3 separate regions of the Homo sapiens genome follow, and regions 1 and 3 are each linked to region 2. A link is a contact called in ENCODE Hi-C or POLR2A ChIA-PET data. All regions are on one chromosome and are shown on one strand. The core of a region is the stretch at or near the end of the contact, and the rest is flanking DNA. Distances in the headings are between cores, read along the strand shown. Region 1 holds the start of RAD51B (RAD51 paralog B). Region 2 overlaps RAD51B-AS1 (RAD51B antisense RNA 1). Region 3 overlaps RAD51B (RAD51 paralog B).

The links. A loop is a pair of places that touch in the nucleus more often than their neighbours do. ChIA-PET counts read pairs that join two places held with the same protein, here RNA polymerase II (POLR2A). Pooled maps may share reads with other maps.
Region 1: a map of gastrocnemius medialis shows a loop between it and region 2 (4-fold over the local background). The contact joins the promoter of RAD51B here to the enhancer-like site in region 2. A Hi-C loop is called at or near these places in 1 of 168 maps with a recorded cell type or tissue (gastrocnemius medialis). POLR2A ChIA-PET finds 5 or more read pairs at or near these places in 1 of 52 experiments (WTC11).
Region 3: a loop to region 2 is called in a pooled map of posterior vena cava, with 2.5 times the contacts of the local background. The contact joins two enhancer-like sites. A Hi-C loop is called at or near these places in 1 of 50 pooled maps. POLR2A ChIA-PET finds 5 or more read pairs at or near these places in 2 of 52 experiments (B cell and H1).

What each region holds. Positions count from the first base shown.
Region 1 is chr14:67,818,458-67,822,381 of GRCh38, reverse strand. It overlaps RAD51B (RAD51 paralog B), which reads right to left and starts at 2,603. Exons shown (of 11, transcript NM_133510.4): 1 at 2,529-2,603. RefSeq lists enhancers at 1,455-2,216, 2,476-2,770.
Region 2 is chr14:68,635,759-68,639,658 of GRCh38, reverse strand. RAD51B-AS1 (RAD51B antisense RNA 1) reads left to right here. Exons shown (of 4, transcript XR_007064220.1): 4 at 1,582-3,891. It also overlaps a transcript of RAD51B not described here. Among named protein-coding and RNA genes, the nearest start is that of RAD51B-AS1, 48 kb to the left of the region's middle. Within about 2 kb of position 1,983, at least 15 of the 41 ENCODE cell types and tissues checked have a DNase peak (open chromatin) inside an H3K27ac peak, as active enhancers do.
Region 3 is chr14:67,939,729-67,943,472 of GRCh38, reverse strand. All of the region lies in intron 7 of RAD51B (RAD51 paralog B), which reads right to left. Among named protein-coding and RNA genes, the nearest start is that of RAD51B, 120 kb to the right of the region's middle. Within about 2 kb of position 2,494, at least 12 of the 41 ENCODE cell types and tissues checked have a DNase peak (open chromatin) inside an H3K27ac peak, as active enhancers do.

The DNA.
Region 1 (3,924 bases), core at 1,354-3,853, 820 kb after region 2:
ATTACACTAGCTGCTTATATTCTCACATGCAGTTAAATTTCACTATTGTACCTTGCTAGGGGTAAATGAGGCTCATGAAAGATTTATCTTCACAGAGCTAAAAAAGAATTACTGTGAGTCTCTTAATGCATACAAAGGAGAAGCTGTATATCTCATTGAGATGGTAAAGAAGTATCCTCTGGAACGAACTGAAACAGGAACTCTTCATGGATCCAAGGAATAAAGCAATATAGTTATCAGAAAAGAAGTAACATTTTGGAATGAAAATATATGTATACTGAGAATGTATATATTTGTTTATTTCCAATACCATGGCCCAAATTTCTATTTAACACCTAAATTCTCTGAATCAGACTGAATCAATCTCTCTCTCTCACACACACACACACGCACACACAATATACATACATACACACCTCTCACAAACAAAAATACATCCTCCTCATTTCTCTCCATGGGAATTTGTTAGCAATGACTTGTTTCCCCCAGTAGAAAACCAAGTGATACCTGCTATAATATTGCCTAGTGTCTTTTCAGATCAGGTAGTTTCAAGTAATGACACCATTTAGACTGATAAATTCAATTTAAAAAAAAAAAGAAGGAGAAAGAAAAGAACCATAGGCCACACAAGGTAGCTCACGCCTACAATCCCAGCACTTTGGGAGGCTAAGGCAGGCAAATTGCTTGAGCCCAGGAGTTTGAGACCAGCCTGGGCAACATAGAGAGAACCTGTCTCCACAAAAAAATACAAAAATTAGCTGGGCATTGTGCCGCACACCTGTAGTAGTCCTAGCTACCCAGGAGGCTGAGATGAGAGGATCACCTGAGCCCAGGAGGTCGAGCCTGCAGTGAGCTGTGGTCATGCCACTGCACTCTAGCCTGGGGAACAGACTGAGACCCTATCAAAAACAAAAAACAAACAAACAAAAAACTATAAATTCTAAACTACAAGGACTTTAACAACAACCAATTCTGCCATTTCTGCCTTAATAGGGCCACTCCCATCACTTGCCTGGACTATTGCATATTGTTTCTGGCCACTCCATTCATTTGTTCCTTAATTTACTCCTTCCACAGGCATTTAAATACACACCCTGCTGAGGTCTGGGGTACAAGAATCATTTAAGCATATTCCCTCCCCTTTGAATACTCATAGTTGAGATGAAAAGAGAGGTACACACAAATAACTACAGCCATGCAGTAAGCATTACAATTGCTATTTAAAAGTGCTATGGAAGCAGACAGGAAGAAGCCCCAAATTCGCCTGCAAAAGTCAGATCAGTGTCACAATCCTGCCTTGAGTAGCTTCCTAAAAAGTCACGATTATCCTTTAACACTTCCCATGGGACTGGTAGACCACAGGATAAATTCCAAACTTCTTAGGGTCGCAGAGAAAAACATCAAAAATTGGTCCCTCACTTCCTTCTCACTCATACATCACATTGCAACGTTCAGTTCCTATCCTTCCTGGCAGTTACTTCACCTCTCAGTGTCTTAATTTCCTTAAAACCCTTGTTTTACAGTCATATGAATTTACTACTTCATATGACTGTAGTGGAGGTTAAAGGACTCGGGGAGTGCGTGGCACATAGTACTTAAGGTCAGCAATCATCATTTAATGACTCTCACATGATCTGCCCTCCAGCCACATGGTATGTGTATTGGTAGGTCACGCATCCTGTCTCCCTGACTTCCCTCCACAAAACCTTCCCCAGAGTCAAGTCTTTTCCTCTCCAATGTTCTCATCAACTTCGCACATATCTATTCGATAATCTTATCAAAATACTATTATGGCTTGCAAGTTTGTTTGCCCCCACCGGAGCACGTAAATTCCTGCGGTGTATGTGTGCGCGAAAGCACGTATGTGTATTGCACATGAGGGGAGACGGTCAACCCTGGAGAATGAACCCTGTCCTCCTTACCACCAAGAAAAGAAAATTCTTCATGTTAGATGTTCAACAACTGTTTAGGAACAATATTAGCTAATATTTATTGAGCCCTTATTACGTGCCACACTGTTCCAAAGGCTTCGGATATTTTACCTCACTTTACAGATAAGGATACTGAGGTAACTAGTTGAGAAACTTGGGCAAAGTTAAACAGCTGACAATTGGTGTGAAGCTCGCATTCGAATCCAGGGACCGGACTCCAGATTCCACGCTCTCCAACACCACCTGAAGTGGGAGAGTCCCTCAACTTCCCCTAATGACAGGCTGCCCGAAGCGGGAAGGGGCTGGGGAGGAAGATGGGCAGCAACAGGCGGAAACATCACCCAGAATCCCCTAAAAAGAGCTTTTTCCAACAATGAGCAGCTTCCAAGCATTCCCCACCAAAAGAAGGCCCGAAGCTCCCCCAATTCACAGCGGGGTTCTTAGTGACGATCCCGAGTCTTAAGGGGGCGTGACCAGCACCCAAGAGAAAATCTCCGCTCCCCCAATATCGAAACCCACGAGCCTAGGGAAGGAGCAGGAAATAATGAGCGAACCCCACTTCCCCACAACGGCACCCCACATGAAACTTTCCAGTACCGGGTCTGCAGCATCCAACTTTCAAGTTTCCCCACCCTTTACACAGTTTCCCCGCGGAAAACGCCGCAAAGCAACAACCGAAGCACTGATTGAGTCGTCATTCTGGCTACTGTATCCAATCAGAGGCCGGCAGAGGCCCAGGTTGGCTCCGCGGCTTGCTGGGAATTGTAGTTAATACTATGATCAGCCTAACAGATCGAATCTGAAGCAGTTTCTCAATATAGTGATTATCAAAATCTGTTGCAGGACCATCACCAAAGAGAATGTGAAACAAGGGAACACCCTGTTTGGAAATTTTTCTTTTTTCTTTCTTTTTTTTTTTTTTTGAGACGGGGTCTCGCTCTGTCGCCCAGGCTGGAGTGCAGTGGCGCGATCTCGGCTCACTGCAAGCTCCGCCTCCTGGGTTCACGCCATTCTCCTGCCTCAACCTCCCTAGTAGCTGGGACTACAGGCTCCCACCACCACGCCCGGCTAATTTTTTTGTATTTTTAGTAGAGACGGGGTTTCACCGTGTTAGCCAGGATGGTCTCGATTTCCTGACCTCGTGATCCGCCCGCTTCGGCCTCCCAAAGCGCTGGGATTACAGGCGTGATCCACCGCTCTCGGCCCTGGAAATCTTTTTTTTCGTGTATCATCACTTTTCACAATGGCTTAAAGGGGCCAGACGCAGTGGCTCACGCCCGTAATTTCAGCACTTTGGGAGACCGAGGCGGGAGGATCACTTGAGCCTGGGAGTTCGAGACTAGCCTTGGCAACATAGTGAGACACCCTCCCCCACCCCTCCGCCTCTACAAAAAAATACAAAAAATAGGCTGGGCGCGGTGGCTCATGCCTGTAATCCCAGCACTTTTGAAACTGCCCGATGGGTTCACCTTACCAGCTGCCTAGACAGAACCGATTTATCAGGACAGGGGAATTGCAATGCAGAAAGAGTAATTCACGCAGAGCCAGCTGTGCGGAAGACTGAAGTTTTATTGTTACTTAAATCAGTTGTCCCGAGCATTTGCGGATCGGAGTTTTTACCAATAATTTGGCTGGTAGGGGCTTAGGAAGTGGGGAGTGCTGATTGGTCAGGTTGGAGATGGAATCATAAGGGGTCGAAGTGAGGTTTTCTTAATGTCTTCTGTTCCTGGGTGTGATGGCAAAACTGGTTGCGCCAAATTACTGGTCTGAGTGGTGTCAGCTGATCCATGGAGTGCAGGGTCTACAAAATATCTCAAGCACTGATCTTAGGGCTTGCAATAGTGATGTCACCCCCGGGAGCAATTTGGGGAGGTTCAGACTCTTGGAGCCAGAGGCTGCATGACCTCTAAACTGTAATTTCTAAACTTGTAGCTAATTTGTTAGTCCTGCAAAGGCAGACTGGTCCCCAGGCAAGAAGTGGGTCTTTTCGGAA
Region 2 (3,900 bases), core at 734-3,233:
TCTCTGTTCCCTCAAGCTGCCTTATTTTGCTTTGGATCTCTGGCTTCTCTTCCTCCTAATTCCTAAATATAGACGCTCTGCCTGCTTCCTCCCTTTTCATTCCTATTGCTGACATATTCCTTCAGATCACAGTCCCTGTCCCTGTCCTGTGGCAGAGGTGACCACCAGATATGTGTAGCCCACCAGGGACTACCCATCAGCCACCCTTGCATGCAGGAGGGGCCAGGTGACTTGAGTTCTGGCCGGTGGAATGCCTGGCTCATAAAAGCCTCCTGCCAGGTCTTCCATATTCTCCTGGGCAACATGAATGTCAATTCCAGGCTGACCGTGGAGCCACATGTTGAAGACAGCAGAGCCCCCCTCACTCAGGATTCTTGAATTACTCCAGAAGCAAAGCCCTACACCTCAGCCCTCTACCAAATTAGCTTTATGTGAGCAAGAAACAAATCTCTATTGTTTTACACAGCTGAGATTCTGGAGTCTGTTACAGCAGCTAGCATCGCCTTACCTAACTCAGACCCCTTGCTGACCTTTGTGTTCTTGGGCTCTCCCCTCCCCCAAGGAAGCTCCACCCTACACCTCATTGCCAAGTTAGCCTTCCTTCAGTCTACGTGGGGTTGCTGCCTTCCCCCTCAACTCTTCAGTGCCTCCCCTTTACCTCCAGACTGAAGGACAATATCTCAGGCTCCAAGCACCAACCCCCTTGCTCTCACATTCTTGCACTTCTGTCAAATCTGATGAGTTTGAGTACCCGACGTGCATCCTGTCCACTCCTGTCTCTGCTTCCTGTTGTTTTCTCTCCAGCTCCATATGAAACCCTTCCTTCTCTGAGATGGGCTGTTCAGGTCCCCCAGCCACATGGAATGGCCCCTCTGAAAGCTCACAGCCCTCTGCTTGTGCGTCACGTGGGACTGATCAGTTGCGCTGCACTGCAGTGCTGCGCAGGTTTGCTCGGCACCCTTTTCCTCCCACTGGACCGTCAGCTCTCTGAGCACAAGCCTGGGTCTTACTTGTCCCCGACTGGGCCAGGCAGATCCCAGGTACAAAGTGGATGCCAGCTCCCCTCCCCCATCACCCAGCAACCCTTGATCTTTCTTCCTTGATGGTGAGGCCAGGGGACTGCAGAGTGTACACAACCAGCTCATCCATCTCCCTCCTCCCAGCACATTCAGAGGGCTAACTGTGTGACCTTTTCCATCTGTGGATTCCTCTCCCTCTCTCTTTTTTTCCCTCTCTTAAAAAGAGGGTCTTGGAGCTTGCTTGGAAGCCTGGCCTGGCTCGCAAGAAGCTGGCTGCTCAGTTATATTTAGGCTAGCAGGGACATCAATCTAAAGCTCTTTAAAAATAAAGTTCTGTTTCAGCTGGATCCCCAAGAAGGTCCCCACCCACTCCTAATAAGAAGCTCATTCGCCTCCTCCAGTCCCCCAGTCTCAATTACAGACCCTTCACGTGGCCTACACATGTGTGAATGTGTGAGTTAGGATGTCAGCTCACAGTTGCCCTCCTTGACCCAGTTCAAAAAAGGATTTCTCTCCTCTTCCAGGCCTTCCTTCACTGGCCTTCTCTCCTTTCTCTCCCGAGGGACATTGTGACTTTGAGGCCTCTTACCTCTGCAAACTAGCCAGGAGAAAAGCTGTGACTGAAGAAACTGCCTCCTCCAAAGTTTCTGGGCCCTGCCCTTCACAGGGCAATGTTCCCAGCTATGGTAAGAAGCAAAGAGAAGACAAAGACCAAAGCCTGAGGCAGAAGGTGAGGTTTGCAGTTGTGCTAAAATGTGCTGTGGGGGCCTCTAAATGAATGGTCCCAGCAGGCTGCCTGTGTGTGCAAGTGTGTGTGTTTGTGTGTGTGTGTATGTGAAGAGGTCCTCATGAACGCCTGACCGACCCTTCCTACTCCTGAACTCGGCCGCCACAGCCCTGGTTCTTTTCCATCCCCACTGATGAAACGCTTCTTTATGTCTTATTCACATCCTGTCTTGACTACCACAATTGTCTCCTTGCCGGGCCCACATGTCTCTCATCACCAATGGGATCCAAATGTTGCTGACAAAATAATCTTGCTGCCTTTGTGCTGCAATCACATTCCCTCACTTCTGCAAATTCTTCTCCGTCTCCCCATTACTAGGGGAATCACATACAAAGACCACCATCTCGCTCTGCCTCTCCTACCAGCTTGTTCTCATCCTCTGGCTGTTTCTAAGCTCAGAGATCTTTCAGGCCTGCCCAGGATGGCTGGAACAAACTCCTCATACTATTTATTCAGTCAGCAAATGTTTACGAAGTCCGAGTGAGGTGGCTCATGCTTGCAATCCCGGAAATTTGAGAGGCTAAAGTGGGAGGATCGCTTGAGGCCAGGAGTTCAAGACCAGCCTGGACAACATAGCAAGAGCCCATCTCTACACAAAATTAAAAAATTAGCCAGGTGTGATGGCCATGGTTATAGTCCCAGCTACTCTGGAGGCTGAGGTGGGAGGATCACTTGAAGCCGGGAGTTTGAGGCTGCAGTGAGCTATGATTGCACCACTGCACTCTAGCCTGAGCAATGGAGCAAGACCCTGTCTGAAAAAAAAAGTTTGTTAAGAGTGACGGGCACTCTTTCTAGGCACTGGGGAAGTAGCAAGAAACAAAGCTGAGGACAGCAATCAACAAATAAAAACAAAATAGAATGTCAAGAATTATAAGTGCTCTGAAGAAAATCAAAGCAGAGACAGGGGCTAGAGAGCAACTATTCCACAAGGTGGTCAACGAAGGGCTCTCCCAAGAGGCCTGGAATCTACTTCCCCACCTTCCCTCATGCAGGGCTTGCTTGGGGCCGCCGTCCTCCTGCTTTGCCAGAGGACTCCCCTCCCAGCCTGCTCTTGTATGTGTTTATCTTGATTTGAAGATCAGGGAGGCGCTGGGCATGTCTGCTTCAGCAGGAGACCTGTTACATTATTAACTCATTCAAGACTCACTAGGACTGGGAGACATCAAGCACATATACAAACCTCCGAACACAAACTCTGTTCTTTTCCAATGCCTGGTCCAGAACATGAATGGCCATTTAAATATGGATTTTTTTTTTTTTTTTTTTTTTTGAGACTGAGTCTCACTCTGTTGCCCAGGCTGGAGTGCAGTGGCACAATCTCCGCTCACTGCAACCTCCGCCTCCTGGGTTCAAGCGATTCTTCTGCCTCAGCCTTCCGAGTAGCCGGGACTACAGGTGCCTGCCACCATGCCCAGCTAATTTTTGTATTTTTAGTAGAGACGTGGTTTCACCATGTTGGCCAGGCTGGTCTCGAACTCCTGACCTCAAATGATCCACCCACCTCAGCCTCCCTATGTGTTGAGATGACACGTGTGAGCCACCACGCCCAGCCTTAAATATGGTATCCGATTGACTAGTGAACACTTATCTGAATGTCCTGTCAAAGGCTGAATTGTGTCTCCTGTTCTCTGGAATCAGAGGGTGTCTACTGGCAGTGATCACCCAAAGCTGACTCTGTCTACCCCAGTCGGGCCTCCCCTTCTTCAGACAAAGTACAGTGGATCCATGACATGGATGTTTGGTGACAATCAGCATTAGCTTCACTTTTAAACAGTCCATGGAAAAAAGCACTCACGGCTGGAGGCCTCAATGGACAATTTTATTAGCAGGTGAAATGACTGCCATTAAATTAGTAGCAATTAAAACTGCTATCACTTAAAAAAAAAAATGCTGTGTCCTATGTGTTTTCCTCCCTGGGAGGGGAAAGGCAAGGAGAGGTAGCAAGATGATGGCTAGATCTCCACTTAGACTCAGAGCAAAGTTGTAAATTGCTCTTCTTCTCAAAGGGTCTCTCTCTAGCAGCCAGCTCAACTATGCCCATCAGAGTTTGTCCTTGCCCTAGGTTCTTAGTGTGGTCTGTCTAGATCTGCCCTA
Region 3 (3,744 bases), core at 1,245-3,744, 700 kb after region 2:
TCGTATTTTTTATCCCACAGGGTCTTTTTCTTTACAAAAATGTAGGCTTTAGTCAGAAAAATTCAACACATTAGGGAAATCTCCAGTTAATTCAAAACCTCCTTCTTCCTCCCTAAGTGTATATTTAGGGAGCATAAAGAAAACATTTTAAAAAGGTCACTTATAAACATGGTTTGTCTCCAATATAATAAAATGTGTATTAGTACAAGCCCTGTAACTTACATATCTAAATAAGTGATGTTTGTGAAATCTATCAACCAAGAACTTAATCTAACACTATTAGTACACAAACATTTTTGCAATTTCTCATTGGTAATGTCCTTTAGAATCACTTTTGAAAGCAATAAAAGAAAATAAGTTTTACTACTTTATATTTCATTTAATATATTTAATATATTTAAATCTATTACTTAGTTTGACCACCCATCTTATTTATCACACTTGGCTTTAAGTGACAGTTGACTGTTTCAAAATTCAAAACAGCCTGCAAAATAAAGACCTGCCACCACAGAAAACTGACAAAAGAACGTACCAAGAAAGGAGCATGCATAAAATGGGTATATAATCTTCTATGACCATTTCGAGAGAAACAACACCTATTTAGATATACTACTGCTGACATTTAAAAAGAAATTCAGACATCATATTTTTAAGTCACTGAACTTTATAATTGCAACTATTCCCATAATAGTTTTCATTTGCTATATGTATAAATGTTCTTTGTCTTAAGTCTTCCTTTCATGAAACTATAGACTCCGTAATCTTCCTTTTGGAAGATTTGGCAGGCTTTGTAACTTCAACGTATTGACGTTACTCCTGCTACTTCACGTAAACCTTCACTTTAAGTTCAGTGTGTCTGCCACCATATTTCTCAATTCTTCTACTATTCCAAATACTCTGAAGAAGCTTCCCAGAAATCCTTGTTTGGATCAGCAAAAACAATTTGGTGTCATCAGCAGATTTCACCATTTCCTTCTGGAGTCATTAAAACACTAAACAAGCATGATCTTGGTATCAATCCTTAGGGTTCCTATCATTAACCTCTCTCTAGCTGAAGTCAAGCTATTCTCTGCTACATTGTGATTTCCATAATAGGACTAGGATATGTTTATTTGTTAGAAGTTTAAACATTGATGGATTTTTTTAATGAAAGTTGCAAAATGCATTACGAAAGTAAAGAGGAAAAAATCTCAAAAGGAAAGTTCAGAGAAATCAGCAAAGAGAAGCAGCTCCTAGTTAGTTGTCTCATCCAAGCACACTGCCTCATATTTAACTGATTCTTAAACCTCTACAGGATTTTAACCTTTCCCCTCCAATTACTTATTTCTGTTATAATTATATGAGAGACTTTATTAAACACACTTGAAAATTCTCTATGAATTATAACCAGCAGGTCCAACTACTTTATTAGCTTTTCCTCTCTTTACTACATTTAAAGAGAGAAAAGCAAACAGTCCTTACCCAGAAAGTAAAAAAGCAAACAGTTTTCTACCCAAACTGGTCTGTACTCTGAACAAGAGAAATCACTCTTTCTTTTATTCAAGTGCAAATCTGTTTGAAGCTTTCATTCTGCTTTCCCAGCCTGCTCTCTGCAGCTGCATAAAAGATGAGACATGGGAATGAAAGAAAACTAGGCTGGGGCCAAAAAGCAATACTGTCCATATGCAAACTCACTCAAAGAGCAGGAGTTTCTGTACATCCTTTCCCACTTTTTCCACTTTAGCAGACCCCTAGCCAAAAGGAGGAGGTACTGTGCTATATCTCTATGTCCAATCCTGTTTAAAACAACTTCTCATGTGAAATCAGGGGAAGGATAAGGTTACTAAACCCCCAGTCCTGACACAGAGCCCGAGGCATTCTCAGAGTCAACTTTAGCTCTAAGCTGGCTGTAATTAGGCAAGTTTAAGAGAGAAATAGGGACAGTCTCACAGGTCTCTTAGAATGCTTGTGGCAGAGGCATAGCAACAGTGAGCAGAATTCACTTTACCTATTTTACCCCATGCAAAATTAGAGCAAAATCCTCCCCCTAAGCCAAAAAGCAAAATCTTCCCCCTATGCCAAATCTGCAATAGACTTTCAGAATGTCTGGAAACCCATTAGTCTACATGCAAGGGTGTCAGGTAACCTTATAATCCCAGCATTCTCCTCAGGCCAGCAGTGAACCACACACAATTGAAAAAGTTCACCACCTCAAAAACAAACTCTGCTGGGATCAGAAGGGTATTCTCAAGGGTTTTGACTCAGATGTCATCATAACTCCGTGTTATTTTTAATGCTGTTTTTTTGGATTTTGCCTCACACAGAATTCCCAAGTTACAGAAGGACCATGAACAATGTCCAGATGTATAAAATGCAAAAATACTTCCCTCCTACTTGTGGATTCCAAGATAAACACCACAAGAAGCACATGTGACTAAACTAAGAGCTCATTCCAAATTAAATACTGCATCATGTGCACAGTTTAGGGCTTAAAAAACAAACCCCACAAATATTCTGCACGGTTCATAAGCCAGGCCTGGGCAAGCATATGACCACGTTGTAAGAAGGAAACATGAATTGGAGAGTAGAGGTAAAGGGTGAAAAAAGTCTGAGTCAAAACCTTTCCCAGAAAATTGGTGCTTTCAGCGAACATTTGTATAATATGGGACATAGATGAAAGAAGAAATTGTATTTTTCTGTGTTTTTTTTTTCCTACTGATACTATCATTTCTAAAACTGCCCAACAAATTGGGAAACTCTGCAAAGATTTCAAAATCCCCAGCCTAAGCCAAGCACAAACATCATTAAATACAGATACAAACACACACACTGAGGTAATGAGAACTTATATCTCTGACTGACCAGTCCAGACAGAATCCTTTGACATAATAAGCTGAGTTCTGGACAGAGTACATGGAACCTTATGGGACACAAACAGGAGAGTCAGGCAATGTGAAAAGACTTCTACACTATTGTTATTGTGTTTCCAAAAAAAGTAAAAAATAGATGGATAAAGTGGAAAGACAACAGAGAGATAGTTTGGCTAGCTGGGTGAGTTCAGTTTTTCTCCCACAACTTAACCTAAGCAAAAGCTTTTAAGAAATTCAGACTGGGAAGGCTGGGTGCGGTGGCTCACGCCTGTAATCCCAGCACTTTTGGGAGGCCAAGGCAGGTGGTGGATCACCTGAGGTCAGGAGTTCAAGACCAACCTGACCAACATGGCGAAACCCCATCTCTACTAAAAATACAAAAATTAGCCAGGTGCAGTGGCAGGCACCTGTGATCCCAGCTACTTGGGAGGCTGAGACACGAGAATAGCTTGAACCTGGGAGGCAGAGGTTGCAGTGAGCTGAGATCACGCCATTGCACTCCAGGCTGGGCAACAGAGTGAGATTCCATCTCAAAAAAAAAAAAAAAAAAAAAAAAAAAAAAAAAAAAATATATATATATATATATATATATATATATATGCATCTATCAAATGTTACAGTTTTATATATATACTTTTTATTTTTTTATATATATATAATGTATGTTATGAGGCATAATTACAGAATATATACCTAATGAACCCAGCACCTAATTTATGAATTAAAATATTTCCAATCTGCTATGGACTAAATGTTTGTGTCCTCCCAAAATTAATGTATTAAAACCCTAATCCCCAATGTAATGGTATTTAGACCTAGGGCCTTTAGGGAGGTAATTAGGGTTCGATTAAGTCTTGAAGCTGGAGTCCCTGTGATGGGAACAGCCATGTGAAGA